2 separate regions of the Homo sapiens genome follow, and region 2 is linked to region 1. The links are chromatin loops, found by intact Hi-C in ENCODE. Cell type or tissue: PC-9. All regions are shown on one strand.

Region 1 (2,500 bases):
GATCGCATGAGGGGGTAAATAGTAAGTGGTGGGGATCATTGGGAACCATATCAGAAGCTTCCTTCCATAGTGTGTTTAATCATCATAACCTTTCTGTGATATTCTCTAGAGTTTTCTTAATGCATGTATTTAAAGCTCTATGGTTAGAAAACAAATATAGTACCAAGAATCTACTTCCCAAGTCTGCATTTTATTCAAAAACTCTATTGAAGTGTTATTGTATATTTGTATGTCTTTTCTAAGAAAATTTTGCCTGCACTGAGATCACAGATTTTCTGTTTTATCTGGTGTCAGTTTTGGTAAACTGTATTTCAAGAAGTTAAAATTTTTGGCACAATGTTATCGTTAACATTCTCCTGTTACTCTTTTAATATGCATAGGATATGCCATGATAATCCATCACTTGTTCTTGATATTACCCACACTCTCTATCTTTCTGTATTTTCTTGTTCTGTCTAGTAGGGGCTTATCAATTTTATTGTTCCTTTTAAAGAATCCACTTTTTAATTCTAAAATTTTCTTGGTTGCTGGTCTATTTCATTGATTTCTACTCTATATTTTTCTTTTTTTTTCTATGCATAATGGGTTTAATTTGCTCTACTGTTTCTAGGTTCTTAAGGTGCATCATTGATTTGGAACTTTCTTCTTCTCACATAGAAATATTTAAAGCCATTATTTTCCCCCTAAACACTGCTTTAGCTCTGTATCACCAAGTTTGACATATTGTATTTTCAATATCACTGTTAAAAATATTATCTAATTTTCATTGCAATGTCTTCTAAGACCCATGAATTATTTATCAGTGAGTTGTTATTTTACAAATGTTCAAGGTTTTCCTGGGTATCTGTGATGGCTAATATTGAGTGTCAACTTCATTGGATTGAAGAATGCAAAATATTGTTCCTAGGCGTGTCTGTGAGGGTGTTGCCAAAGGGGATTAACATTTGAGTCACTAGACTGAGAGAGGCAGACCCACCCTCAATCTGGGTGGGCACCATCTAATCAGCTGCCAGCACAGCTAAGATAAAAGCAGACAGAGGAATGTGGAAGAACTAGACTGGCTGAGTCTTCTGGCCTCAATCTTTCTCCCTCACTGGATGATTCATGCCTTGAACATCAGTCTCCAAGTTCTTCAGCTTTTTGAATCTTGGACTTACACCAGTGGTTTTCCAGGGGCTCTGGAGCCTTTGGCCACAGACTGAAGGCTGCACTGTTGGCTTTTCTACTTTTGAGGTTTTGGGACTCAGACTGTCTTCCTTGCTCCTCAGCTTGCAGATGGCCTATTGTGGGACTTCACTTTATGTCTGTGTGAGTCAATACTCCTTAATAAACTCCCCTTCATATCTACATCTATTCTATTAGTCCTGTCCCTCTAGAGAACCCTGACTAGTAAAATACCTTATTGTTGCAAATTTCTAACTTGATTTTACTCCGCTCAGAGAATATACCTTGCATAATTTAATTTCTTTTAAATATATTGTGATTTGCTTAACTGCCCTGCAAATGCTCTTAGTAAACATACCATGAGTGCTATACTTAATATTTTGTATTGTAAATATCAGTTCGTTCAAATTTTATAATATTTTTCAGATCTTCTGTGTGTTTACTGATATTTTGTGTAGTTTTTTCTATAAATTTCTGAGAAGGTGGTGCTAAAAATATCTTTTGTGAGATACAGTTCTCCTTGGACCTCTTGCATTCCTATGTATTTTGCTGGGTGTGCCAATACTGCAAAGCTCTGATCCTTCTTTTACCTGGGCCATTTTTGGGGGTTGTTAATGTCACTGATAGCATTGAGAGAAAAAGTGCCATCCCCCAGCCTCCAGAAAAGCTGCGTACTCACCTACTGCTTGTAATAAAAGCAGTGGCTTCCCCAGTCTGAATTTCTGAGATACATTATGCACCCATCTGAGCCCATCCTGTTTCCCTCATGAGACTTGGGGGCAAAGAGAACTGATAGAAGTATGCTAATGCTTATGCTGCTTGCCATGAAAAATAATTCCTTTTTTTCTGACCCAAGAGCCTTGTATTTTCAGTCAGCATCCATGAAACAGTAGTTGGCTAATTTCTCATAAGTAGGGTAAATTCAAATACCAGATCCAATATTCTACTGTGATGATAGATTGATTTATTTCTCTTTATAATTCTATAAATTATTGATGAAGTAAAAAGCTATACTGTATAAGCCCATGTGGCAAGGAGTGGCAGGTGGCCTCCAAGAACTGTTAGAAGCCTCTAGGAATTGAGAGTGGCCTCCTGTTGATAGTTAGTAAAAAGTTGGAGCCCTCTGATACAGTTTGGATATTTGTTCCCCCAAATCTCATGTTAAAATGTAATTGCCAATGTTGGAGGTGGGACCTGGTGGGAGGTGTGTGGGTCATGGGACAGATCCCTCATAGCTTGTTGCTGTTCTTGTGATAGTGAGTTCTTGTAAGATCTGGTTATTAAAAAGTGTGTGGCACCCCCCACCACTCTCACTCTTGCTCCTGCTACCTCCATG
Region 2 (2,500 bases), 86 kb before region 1:
CGCTGAGTCACTCAGTTCTCAGCCATCTGACCTTTTCTCTGAAATCTCTACTTTAAAATCTCATCCAGATTTATAGTGAAGTGTCTCCTCTATGAGAACAAATATGAATAAGTATATTTGCCTCTAACTCCTTCTCTCCAGCTCCATTTGTATATTTCCAAATGCATTTTGGAATTCTCCTCTTGAATTACGTATAATCATACAAAACTGAACAGATCTAAAACTCAACTCATGATCATCTCCAAACTACATTCAGCTATTCCTCCTAATTTCCTAATTTCTACTCAATTTCCAAATTAATTGAACTAAAATGTTAATGACAGTCCTGCTCAGAATAATACATATCTGACTGCTCTTCCAAATCTACCCAGATTTAGCTCTGGACCTCATTTAATCCTGAAACTCTAAAGTAAATCTTCAATTCCTCTATTACCTGCACTTGACAGAGCTCTTGAGGTTGAATCCCTCACGAACAAACTTTCATCTCCAGCCTGGCTGCTGTGCCTACATATTATGTTTGACCTAAAAAAATCACCTAACATTTCATCACTGTACTAAAAAACAAAACAAAACAAAACTTTGGTGCATTAGTAGAGTCATAGGATTTATTCAATTCTTTCCATTATTCTGAAGCCTGGTTTCTAAATAGCCTCTGCATCCAACTACCCCACACCCTAAAGCTTCCTGGCCAATCTATCTGTATCTCCATTGTTTTATTTCCTCCTCACCCATCTCCTGAGTGAATGCTGAGCTAATTTAATTTGCTAAAGCAGTGACCTAAGATAGCTTGTCTACAAACACAAAAAAACAACGGTGAAGTCCATACATAGCTGATAGCTTCTATTTCTTCTTTAAGATGGCCTATAAATTATTGGTTATTACAAAAGAAGAGCTCTGAGGCTTGAGGCATATTTTGAGTTATCTCTATGTTTCAATATTAAGTTACATATTTTTCAGAACCTTGTAAAATAGTTTCTTTGCTCCTCACCAAATACATAGGTATGATAACAAACTACCTAGTTAACTTATTTTCCTAAACTTTAAGATAAGGCACTTAAATGTTTACTTTTGGCCCTACAGAAACACTTACTATTTATAAATACTTCTGATGGATAATTGCTTTATTTTTTAAAAAAAGACAGCTAATTTAAATATTTCAAGTAAACAAAAATTAATGATTTATATGTGCAGAATGATTTATACTTTGATATAGTCAACTCTGATCATGCCTACTCTCCATACACACACTCCTCATTGTATTACTATTTTTCAATTTAATGTGTTGGCTGAGCAGTGACATTTCTTGAAGTCCTATTTTCCAAAGAACTAGCAAATATTGCATTGGAAAGCAGAATTCTAAACCTTTCGCCCACACCATTATTGTAACATGGGATGGAAGGCACTGCGCCTGAGAAAACAGAACATAACAAAACAAAACATCATCCAAGCAAATTAAGTATTTTGAGGAATGCAGTGACATATCTTTCCAAAGTCACAGAAAATTTGTTTCTGGAAGCTCTGATTATAACTTTATGGTCATATCATGAGCTCCTATTATTATCTTTCCACTAAAATACTACTGTAGTACTTCTACAATTATAGGCAAAACGGAAAAGCTTTTTATGGGAAAAAATTAATGTAAGATTTTACAATACTGTTGAAACAGTATTGTAACAGCAAACAACTCAATTTCAATTTTACCTTTCTAATTTCTTTTCCCACCTTCAGGATTCAAGAATATGTAGTTGTTTGAAACCCATACGGAATAGTGAGAAAACTTGATGGGGCTGGGAAGTAGGATCTCTGAGTAACTGTCCTCCCTCTGCTGGGTCTCTTTTTGCATTTCTTTTAGCTCAAATATTTGCCCTTCCTTTTATTCCTTCACATTCTCTCCCTTAAGAATTTCAGCCATTCCTGCCCTTTCAACCACAATGTCTATGGAGTAATAAAGAACAAGTCTAGTTCTCCAGTTGACACTCCTAACTCACTTTTTTCTGAACTTGTATAAGCCAGGCACTAGGCTGTAGGCTAAACATTAAAAGATGAGTAAGACAGACTCTGCTTTCAGTGAGATTACATTTTAATACAGAAAGGTAGATTAACAGATCAATAGATTAATAGATTAATAGATCAACCAAGCCTGCTGTGGGAGACCCAAAAAAGGGGCAATTCGCCCAAAATGGGGCATCAGGAGATGATGACTAAGATGAGTTCTGAAAAAATGTGTAGAGATTAAGAATGCAAAGAGAGTTATGAGAACATACCAGGCTGAGGGGAGAGGAGAAACAAAGGCATTCAGCAGTGTTTCACCTGACCATGTGTACAGACATGTCTATGCATTACAGTGGAGGCAAAATTCCAGGTGCAAGGAGTTAGACCTGGAGTTTGCAGATGGTGAAAGGAAGGGGAAATAGTAAGGTCAAGGAAAGATATTTTTACCATTTTACCAGTGATTCACAAGGAAGGAGGGGAAATCACTTTATGGGCTTTTCTAATTGCC

The links. A loop is a pair of places that touch in the nucleus more often than their neighbours do. Peaks named below come from ENCODE experiments on the same cell type or tissue, not always from the same donor. Only the 100,000 strongest peaks of a DNase experiment are listed, where the experiment ranks them.
Region 2: a loop joins it to region 1, with 2.6 times the contacts of the local background. A loop is called at or near these places in 1 of 110 quality-filtered maps.

The regions. Positions count from the first base shown.
Region 1 is chr7:114,900,545-114,903,044 of GRCh38, reverse strand. No RefSeq gene overlaps it. Among named protein-coding and RNA genes, the nearest start is that of MDFIC, 20 kb to the left of the region's middle. In PC-9, no CTCF peak of the experiment used is centred here; a DNase peak (open chromatin) is centred at 1,024; H3K4me3 peaks cover 461 bases; H3K27ac peaks cover 1,149 bases.
Region 2 is chr7:114,986,435-114,988,934 of GRCh38, reverse strand. The region is part of intron 4 of MDFIC (MyoD family inhibitor domain containing); the gene reads right to left. Among named protein-coding and RNA genes, the nearest start is that of MDFIC, 66 kb to the right of the region's middle. In PC-9, no CTCF peak of the experiment used is centred here; no DNase peak of the experiment used is centred here; H3K27ac peaks cover 1,017 bases.